2 separate regions of the Homo sapiens genome follow, and region 2 is linked to region 1. A link is a loop called in an ENCODE intact Hi-C map of the cell type or tissue named here. Cell type or tissue: HCT116. All regions are shown on one strand. Each heading gives the region's core, and the rest is flanking DNA. Links, peaks and the distances in the headings are about the cores only. Region 1 overlaps AP3S1 (adaptor related protein complex 3 subunit sigma 1). Region 2 has its middle 17 kb from the start of COMMD10.

The links. Hi-C counts contacts between places; a loop is a spot of excess contacts. Peaks named below come from ENCODE experiments on the same cell type or tissue, not always from the same donor. Only the 100,000 strongest peaks of a DNase experiment are listed, where the experiment ranks them.
Region 2: a loop joins it to region 1, with 3 times the contacts of the local background. A loop is called at or near these places in 36 of 110 quality-filtered maps.

What each region holds. Positions count from the first base shown.
Region 1 is chr5:115,845,020-115,850,404 of GRCh38, forward strand. The region is part of intron 1 of AP3S1 (adaptor related protein complex 3 subunit sigma 1); the gene reads left to right. Among named protein-coding and RNA genes, the nearest start is that of AP3S1, 5.8 kb to the left of the region's middle. In HCT116, for the core only: no CTCF peak of the experiment used is centred there; a DNase peak (open chromatin) is centred at 2,452; H3K4me3 peaks cover 2,591 bases; H3K27ac peaks cover 5,000 bases.
Region 2 is chr5:116,065,220-116,070,604 of GRCh38, forward strand. No RefSeq gene overlaps it. Among named protein-coding and RNA genes, the nearest start is that of COMMD10, 17 kb to the right of the region's middle. In HCT116, for the core only: a CTCF peak has its summit at 3,015 (motif pointing left); a DNase peak (open chromatin) is centred at 3,032.

The DNA.
Region 1 (5,385 bases), core at 234-5,233:
GAGTTTCCTTCTATCTCTTAAAATGTAGTCCTTCACTAACTAGAGGTTTTAAGAATCTCTGCCTTTAGCATAAAAGTAATGATGGCATATGTGTTACTCAGCTGTTTCTGTTTTAAGGGGTCTCTAAGAAGTATATGTCCAATATGAATAAAAATATTGAGTTTAATTTATTAAACAATATCTAGAGGTGTGACTGAGCTAACAATTCCATATACTGGCAGGATGCTGAGGTTTGAGTCCAACAGTAATCGTTTAACACTGAGCAGTTTAAAAAATGTTTAACCATTTGCCAACAAGTTTATCCTACTGCACTTCATTTTCATTCCTCATTTATCTCCCTCAAATATAACAACTTACATATTCATCTCTGCCCTTTAACAGTGCACATTTCCATTTCATGCTGTAATAGATTGTTAGATTCGATTGTGGCTCCAAGCTGTTATATGTGAGAAATAGGAAGTTGCGCACCTGTTTTGCTAAACAGAAGTTTTGGTTCATTCTGCTAGAGTCAGACATTACGAATTCAAGTGTGGGCTGGGTGCCATGGCTCATGCCTGTAATCTCAGCACTTTGGGAGGCCAAGGCAGGCGGATCACCTGAGGTCAAGAGTTCAAGACCAGTGTGGCCAACATGGTGAAACCCCATCTCTACTAAAAATACAAAAATTAGCCAGGCATGGTAGCGCACGCCTATAAGTGCAGCTACTCGCTCGAGGCTGAGATAGGAGAATTGCTTGAACCTGGGGAGGTGGAGAATGCAGTGAGCTGAGATCGTGCCACTGCATTCCAGCCTGGGTGACAGAGTGAGACTCCATCTCAAAAAAAAAAAAAAAAAAAAAAAAAAAAAAAAAAAAAATTCAAGTCTGGACTCAAAATGCATCCCTTTTCGTTTTTGCCTTCTATATCCTTGGTCTATGACTGCACAAATTCAAATGTTTTGCTTGGTTTGTCTTTTTAAGTTGATACTTAGCTTCAGCGACTTGACAACAGTAACCTTTAGTCTTTTAATACTTACCTGACAGTATTTGTGCATTACTGTAAATAACTAATGAGACTTATATTTTATAAACTAAATATATTTTTACATAGCTATCAAACAAAAAAATCCCTTCGGTTGTGATTCCATAGTGTATCCTCTGGTGAATTACTTTTAAAAAATTTTTCTTTTTTTATAGAGAAAAGGTCTCACTATGTTGCTCAGGCTGGTCTTAACCTCCTGGCCTCAAACACTCCTCCAGCTTTGGCTTCCCAAAGTGCTGGGATGACAGATCTGAGCCACCATGCCTGGCCTGTGAATTACTTTTATAAAGTGGAAATGTCTTTCTTTTGTGTGAATTATCTTAGTTGTTTCTTCAGATATAAAATACTGTGTGTATGTATGCATGTGTGTGTACACACCACACACATATTAAGTGCAAGCAGGAAAAATTTCAAATTAACCTATATGAGTTGCCTCAATTTTTTTAATAAACTGTATTTAATTAAACTGTTAACCAAATGCAAGCCTTAGGAGGAACTCTAAGATTCTTCTTTCTCGTTTTTTTTTTTTTTTTTAAATCTTAACATAAAAATACAAAGTGTTGAAAGTATAGATAACTTCTTTTTTCTTTTAAAAATATCCCTTAAAAAGATCCATCCATGTTCACTCATGTCTTTTTTTAGTGACTATTAAGACGTTGTGGCAGATGGGATAATTAAACTTATGTCTGTGATCAAGATAGAATTATCAACACTCCTGAGTATGAGGGTGTTAACACATACTAACACACGGCATTTCAGCTTTTTGTTAAGAAGAAAATTCCATACGATTTGGTTTCCTTCCATATTAGTTATAATGCGTTTGTCTGCATAAATTGGGTTTTATGTAGCCTGACTCAAGTGCTTGGAAAGAACTATGTTAGGTACATTATAGGAAGTGCAGAGTAGTAGACCGATTCCAAAAGTATTTGATTCAGCAAATCAATGACTTTATTGTAGATCCAATTTCTTTCTCTTTCTCTGCTTTACTCATCACAAAATTACTATTATCCAAAGGCTGTTTTTCTCCTTTGGTAATCAGTTCAATTCAGAAAGAGACAACCATCTGTTTCTGCAGTCCTGGACTGTGTCTTTCCCTTCATTCTGGTTAGACCCACCCAAGACCAATATTCTTACCCTAATCAACATCCAACTTTGGATTGGAGCTGAAGATGAGAGTGAAAACGGGAATAAAATGGATATTCTGTTGGAAAGATGAAAGAAAGGAGTGGATGGTGGGTAGGCAAACAAGGGTCTGCTATTTCTTCTTCTAAACTTTTAAAAAAATATTTATTTTTATGGCCGGGTACAGTGGCTCATGCCTGTAATCCCAGCACGTTGGGAGGCCTAGATGGGAGGATTGTTTGAGCCCAGGAGTTCAAGACAAGCCTGGGCAACGTGGCAAAACCCTGTCTCTATGCCAAAAATACAAAAATTAGTGAGTCATGTTAGCACACACCTATAGTCTTAGCTGCTTAGGTGGCTGAGGTGAGAGGATCACTGAGCTCCGGAGATCAAGGCTGCAATGAGCTGAGATTGCGCCATTGCGCTCCAGCCTGGGTGACAGAGGAGACCCTGTCTCAACAAATTTAAAAAAATATATGTTTTTATTGAGGTATAGATGACAAAAAAAAATTACATATATTTACCGTGTACATGTTATTTTTGTATATGTATATATTGTGAAATGGGTAAATCAAGCTAACTAACATGTCTATCACCACTATTCCCTCTTTATTAGCTTTTAATATATATTAGTTTTCTGAAATTTTAGATTGCTTCTGAGGTTGTTAATATCAGGAATAGTTCCTTGTAATATGCAATACTGAACCTGTGTCACAATAGATCTTAATTTCAGGTTTTCCTTATATCAAAGTATCCTCGAAAAACCCAAATGCTTATACGTTCACAGTTTTTATGTGGAGTATGCTGGAAAACTTGCTTTTTAAAAATTAAGACTAAACCTTTTGAATATTTAATTGTAAAGGAGGAAATAAAGTCTTCAAAGTTAAAATGATTTTTGGTTATGAGGTAAGTGTTATAAATAGGACAATGTTATAGGTCATTTCATGGCTTTTCTAAAAGAAGGCCTTACGTGACGTACCTATATTATATTCTTTAGCAAAGTTGTTTTCAATTTTAAGTAAGTTTCTTTTTTTGTGACTGTGGAAAATTAAATATTAAGGCCACTAAGGTCATTCTTGATTTTACCACACACAGATAATTATTAACACTTAGTGTATTTCCCCCCGGTCTTTATTTTTCTTTTCAGAATGTCCCAGTGAATAGGATATACCTTTTAGACATTAATAACACAAATAAATGCTTTGAAGCTGATGATGGATTTATTAAACATTGTGGCTTTAAGATAACTGAATATGTTAATGTTCAGCCACTCTCTTGTTAAAATTTAAAAAAGACAGTATATGGTAATAGCACATTAATAATTTGCATGTCCTAAGAAATGTGTATATATCTTTCTTTTGTATAAAATTAAACTTACCTGTGTAACCTGAGGTTATCAGTGTCCTTGTCTTTTTCGTTCTGAAAGGAAATCTTTGCTAATTTTTGTTTGAAAGTCAAGAGTTCATTCTTACCTTTAGCACTTAGTCTTTTTTGTACCTGTGGATTATGGATTTTGTCACTGCTGTTTTATAATTCAAGGTGATTCTGAGTTGTTACCATCTAGAGGGCCCAGTCCCCTTCCAACTTCTTGTTGTATAAAACTGTCACATTAGGCTAACTAAACACATTTTTTCCTCACCCATCTGCCTTTTCAGCTTTCCTCTCATCAAATCCTTTGAAGTACAATATAGTTAAAACAGCTTTCTTTGCTGAAGAATCAAGCAACTCTTAGAAGGATATTGAAGTGAATAAAGGACAATTCTAGCTAATAACTGTTTTCTTAAGATTCCAAGTGGAGGAAGCCCTTGTAGAGTTAGGCCTCTGACTAGGCCTTCTAGAGATAGGCCTCTGGGAAGAGGGGTGGTCTTTCTGGATACTTTCTGATCTGTCTCTCCATTACACTCTTTCTCTTTTCCTGTCCATATTCTTTCAAGTATTTATTTGTTGTTTGTATGGCCCTATTCTAAGCACTAGTAATACAGTGATAAGTAAGACGGATGTCACCCTTGCCCTGTGGGTTTACATTCTGGTGATAGGAGATAGGCAGTAAATTATTTAAGATTGTAATTAGTCTGAAGACAAATGAAACAGTATAAGGGAATAAAGCTTGATGGAGGAAAGCCTATATTAGATAGGGTCATTGGGAATACCTCTTTGACGACCTGACATTTGAGAGGAAAACTGAATGAGATAAGAGAGGAAGAATATGAAAACAGTAAAGAAAAGAATGTTTCAGGCAGAAAGAAGTGCAGTGTCCCTCAAATGGGACCACACTTGATGTGTTCAGGAATAGCAAGAAGGCAAGCTGAGAAATCACGGGGAAGAGAGGCAGGAGATAAAGCTAAAGAGAACGATGGGGACAGATCATGCCTGTATGCCACACCATGCCCCTTCTTGACATAATTCAGTTTGATGACATCATGCCCAGCATGTTCTCCACAAGAGGAGATACTCCTCTTTGAATCACACTTGCATTTTGCCATTTAAACAGTGCCTCTGCAGAAGGGGCAGTGAGGCTCTCCTCTGATTGGTTACTTTCTTCTCTACCCAGTTATTGTTAGGCTCTGTAAAGAAGGTGTTGCTAGGCCAGTGAATGAAGGTAAAAGTCAGTGCATCAAAACCAGGCATGGTGTGTGCCTATAGTCCCAGCTACTTGGGAGGGTAAGGTGGGAGGATTGCCTGAGCCCAGGAGTTGAGGCTATGCTAGGCAACCATAGCAGGGCCCCTGTCTTCTAAAAAAAAAACAAAAACAAAGGAAACAAAAAACATGAGTGCTCCAGTTCTGTATAGCCTCTCTATCAATGAGACCTGTGATCAAGCTTTCGTAAGTCACCTGTGAAGTAACAGAACTCAAGAAGAAAACCATTTTTTTCTTAGCTTATTGTCTTAATTATATGTGAATAGAGTTTATGTGAAGCCCACTAGACCCACCTCTATTGTACTGAAAAGCATTTACATTTTTCCACTCTTGCAAGCCTGGTGTAATTACAAGAATCACTTGCTGTCAGTCACAGTTCTCTTTGTTACTCAGGAGGAAAGGGCTATCTTTTAATATTCCAGACCCACTGAATTGTTTTGATTACCTTGTGCTTACTGAGGAAGAGTACTAGTTGATTCTACCGCATACATATCCTATTTCCTGTCATTAATATATCTTAGTGTGACATGAAAGGGTTATAAAATAAATTTTATTGTAGTAAAAAATATATAACAAAATTTATCATTTTAACAGTTGCAAGTGTAC
Region 2 (5,385 bases), core at 34-5,033, 220 kb after region 1:
TTAATTTTTGTATGACATGTGAGATGTGAGGTTTAGGTCGAGGTTCCTTTTTGCCTATGGATATCCAACTGTTTTTCAGCACCATTTGTTGAAAAGACTATCCTTCCTCCACTGAATTGCTTTTGCACTGTTGTAAAAAGTCAGGTGGCCATACTTGTGCTGGGCTATTTCTGGGTTCTCTAGGCTGTTACATTGATCTATGCATCTATTCATCTGACAATACCACATAGTCTTTGTGATGGCAGATATATAATACAGTTGGCCGTTGAACAGTGCACAGGTTAGGGGTACCAATGCATATTTTGTATGTTATATATTTACAGAGTGTATTCTTACAATAAAGTAAGCTAAAGAAAAGAAAATGTTAAGAAAATCTTCATGAAGGGGAAATATATTTACTATTCATTAAGTGGAAGTGGATCATCATAAAGATCTTCATCCTTGTCATCTTCACATTGAGTAGGCTGAGAAGGAGGATGGAGAGAAGGGGTTGGTTTTGCTGTCTCAGGGACGGCTGAAGCAGAAGAAAATCTGTGTATATGTGGACCCAGACAGTTCAAATCTGTTGTTCAATGGCCAACTGCAAATTTTAAAATTAGGTAAAATAATTCTCCCCATTTTGTTTTTCTTTTAAACATCGTTTTAACTACTACAGTTCATTTACTTTTCCACATACATTTTAGATTAATCTTGTCTATATCCATAAAAAAATCTTGCTAGCATTTTAATAGGAATGTGTTAAATCTGTGTATCAATTTGAGAAGAACTGACATTTCTATTACCTTAGAGTCTCCCTTCCAGTTCATGAACACGGCATGTCTTTTTGTATATTTATTCCATTATCATTCCATCCATATTCCATTATAGGTTTTTTCCATTATCATTTCATAGTTTTTGGCTTACAAGTCTTATATGTATTTTGTTAGATTTACAATCACGTGTCTCATTTTTCCGGACAATTCTAAATGGTATCATATTTTAAATTTCAGTGTTTATTGATAGCATGTAGAAATAAAATATATTTTTGTATGTTGATCTTGTATCCTACAACTTTGTTGAAGTCCCTTATTAGTTTTAGAAGGCTGTTCGTAGATTTAAAAAAAAATCTTTGTAATTTTTTTTGGAATTTTCTATGTAGATGGAATTTGTCATCTGCAAATAGGGACAGTTTTATTTCTTCCTTTCTAATGTATACGCATTTTCTGTCCATTTCTTTCATTATTACTCTGGCAAGACCTCCCATTACTCTCATAGCAGTGGTGAGAACAAGCAGCCTTACCTTGTTCTTGATCTTGGGGATCTCATTTAAAACATTTTTTGCTACTTTCTTCTAGCTTCCAATGTTTCTGAAGAGAAACCTGTCCTTTGAATTTTTTTTTTCCCAGAAGTAATGCTTTAAAAAATTTGCTTTTCAGCTTTCAGAGGTTGAGTTATGATGTGTGTTGGTGAGTATGTGTTCCGTTGTTGGGGTACCTCATTACAGCCTGGCCAGGGTGGAAGTCCAGGTTCCCTATTCAGCCTTTGCTGGTGGGAGTGAGGGCACAGTTTTCTTCTGTGATTGTTGGTGGAGTAGACGGGTTATTGTTTAAAACCCTTCTGTCTTGCTGGGCTGCCTATTTCTTGGTTCTTTGGCTACAGAGACCAAGGTTTTGGGAGCTTTTTCCATCTGTGCCCATTGGCATTTCTGGATTGCTGACATCTCCGTTACCCAGTCTTCATACACCCAAAGATGTATGAAGTAAAAGAAAGTAAAAAGAAACCCAGGGTACTTACTGCTCTGTCCTTCCTCATGTCCCAGGTCCCTAACCAGTCTGCCTCCTTCTCTCTGCCTTTCAGAGTCATCTTATATTTGTTTTATTCGTAAAGTCCAGAGTTTGTAACTGTATGTAGTGAGAAGAATAGCAAAAAAGCATCCCTACTCCATTTTTCTGCAAATGGAAGTCCTTGTTGGGCTTTAATGTCAAGGTGATGCTCGCCACATAAAAGGAGATGGTGACCACTTTCTTTTCTCTACAAGCCTTTGTTTCAAGTGAAACTATTCATCCTCACATGTTTATTGGAACTTGCCAGTGAGGCCAGTTGGACCTGAAGGGATTTTTTTTTGTTGTTTTCTTTCTCTCTCTCTCTTTTTTTTAATAGGAAGGTTTTCAATAACACATTTGTTTTTAAAACAGTTATATTCTGTTTTCTTCTATTTTTCTTATGTATTACATATTACATATATATCTTTCTATAAGTTATCTATTTTATATAAATTTTCAAATTTGTGAACATAGTTATATAAAATATATACATTGTCATTTTTAAATATCAACCATTTTCCTCAAATTTTATTTATAAATTATTTAAAGGACATTACTAACCAGCATTCTTTCAGTAAATTATTTTCCCCCTTAGTTAGCCAGAGTTGGTCAGAGTTGGATTCTCTTACTCATAAACAAAACACCCTAACTAATACACTTATTGTCCAGAAAATGGAGAGACATGTATAGTGTAGTTGCGGCAAATTGCTTTTCAATAAATTTCCACAAAAAATCTATTCCTTCTGTTTTCTGAGAGATACCTAGAGCCTGATTTAAGAGGTGTGAGCTAAGGCCCTCCCGTTTCTTTTCGACACACTGCTAACAATTGTGTTCTCAGCAATAGGAACTGAAAAGTGTCCATACAACTCATAAATTGTTCCCACTTCAATAGAACAGAAATTACTTTGCTTTTCAGGAGTTACTACAAAAAGTCCTAGAGAAAGAAAAAAGAAAAAAACAAAAACAGAATCCCAAAAAAGTCCTAGAGAGTGAGAGGAAGGAATGCTTTTTCAGTTGCTTCACATTTAGAATCCCATTCTAGCTTTGAATTTTCCAAACAGTACTTGGCATAGAGTAGCACTAAATATATGATTTCTATGATTTTTGCATATATTCTTGAATGATGAGGGTTATTTGCATTTTGTAATTTTTAATCATACATTTTCCTAAAAACGATATACAGAGGAAATACATGAATGGTTTTGGCTCCCTCTGCTGGCCATTTATATGCACTTTAGGTTTTACACAGAACAAAATCAAGACCACTTTTTCAAATGGATTTGGAATTTTTTCAAAAAGATTATTTAAGGCTGGGTACCATGAGATTTTTATCTTTTCTTTGGAATAAAAGATGATTTTCTCAAGATTTTGTTTCTTTTTTTAAAAGTCAGGGTCTCACTTTGTTGCCCAGGCTGGAGTGCACAATCATAGCTCACTGTAACCTCAAATTCCTGGGCTCAGATGATCCTCCTGCTTTAGCCTCCTGAGTAGCTGGGACTACAGGTGAGAGCCACCACGCCCGGTTAACTTTTAATTGTATTTAACTTTTTAAGATCAGGGCTCGAGTGCTATGTTGCCCAGGCTGGTCTCTAATGCCTGGCCTCAAATGATCCTCCTGCCTCAGTCCTCCAAAGCCCTGGGATTACAGGTGTGAGCCACCATGCCTGGCACTATTTAAACTTTTCAATTTAATTTTTCAAATTTATACTTCAAAAAACTTTAACATTATAACTGTTATAACATTATAACTTTAAAAAAGGATACATTTAGCACAATAAATGAAGTTTAGAAAATGTTTTAGATAAAAGGCCTGACTCCTGCTATGTCTCTTTCTCAAGCTGTCTGTGGTGAAGGTACCCAGTTATAGAGACTGATGCCATTCCATATTGCCATAACAATGCCTCCCTCAGTCCAGTCAATTCCTCGGCCATTCTCCAAAGCAGCTATTTAAACGTTTGGCCTTTTTAACTCCCGACTTCTTTATCCTCTTCTCAATATTGCTGTTTTCTTGGAAATGATAGAGACCATCCGATACATAACTTTGACATTCTGATTTTTTCTCCTGCCCCCAATCCTACTAAGAGTCTCTATCCATACCTCTTTTTTGCCTCCACTCTTGTAGTTTCAGTGAAACAACTTTCTCTCCTGTTAAAGGACAGTCAATTGGGATGGATCCCTTTTCCCTGGGTTCTTTAGGAACAGCACTGTATGAAACATTATCATCTCTCTCTTTTCTATATCTTTGTTGGCTTTTAATGATCATGTGATCATACACTTATTGTTTACGTCAGCTGGGATCTTTCAACTGCAAACAGCTCTGGCTAATTTAAGCAAAAAAAAAGGGGGGTGGGGGGCACTAGATCTAAGAAAATGCAGAAAAGGTTGGCCTCAGGAAGAAAAGGCACCAGGCCAGTTTTATGAGCTGGGTAGCCACACATCATGAAGCAGGGACCAACCATCAGAAACTTTGCTGAGCTGGGGGAGAGAGCTGAACTGCCAGGTGTCAGACTAGTTAAAACAACAAGACAAATGTGAAAGAGGTAAGGGTGTAATCACTTACTGTGATGGTATATGCAAGAATCTAAAAGGAGATTGCTGTGAGATTTAATGAGATAATGCTTGTAAAGCATCAGAAACAATCCTGGGTACACAGCAAACATAACTTGATAAATGATGGCTATCGTTACGTATTCAGAGCATCCACAGTGCCCTGTATTCAGATGAATCATGACACTTTTTCACTTCACTGTTGTTTTGTGGCCTCATACTGATGTGTAAGTTCCTTAGAAGCTTAGGAGAAGGGATTGTGTTTTTTAAGCGCAAGATCCCTAGCACAGAGCTTGGCACAAGGTAGATATTCAATAAATGCATGCTGGATAATGGTAAGAGACAACCTGGATTACATGTTAAGCGCATATGAAAGTAAAGTAAAATAGGTGTGGTTACAAAAGGTCCTCTAGGTTTCCTAAATAGTAGCATAAATTATTTACATTAAAATATTTGATTATTAACAGGCATGGAGGTGCATGCCTGTAATCCCAGCTACTGGGGAGGCTTAGGCAGGCAGACTCCCTGAGCTTAGGAGTTTGAGATCAGCCTGGGCAACATAGTCAGGCCCCATCTCAACCATATCATCTTGGTTATCATTTTTACTTTTTCAAATACTGACTCCTTGTATAAATAGAATTTGAGAGTCTGTCAGACAAAATCTTTTCCTTTCCTTTGTTGTCCTATGACCACCACCACCAGCATCCTCATCGCCAACATAATTGTCTTCAAGTGCTTTAAGCAATCATTGAATAATAATCTTCTTGGTTAGTTTGTCCAGCAAGAAATCCCTGTTGCACGTTAGATTCCTCAGGAAGCAGAATCTGAGATGAGATTCACAAGCAGGAAGTTGAGTGCTGTTGAGTTGAATGCTTAGAAGGGATAGAAGGGAAACAGGGTTGGGTAGAGGGAGAGATTGGGCTGCAATGCAGTCACAATAAGCCCTCAGCTGGCCCCCCAGGAGCTGCGAATTGGAAATGGCTCTTCAGTGTTGTTCCAAGTTGATATCAAAAGGACACAGTGGTGTGCTAGAACT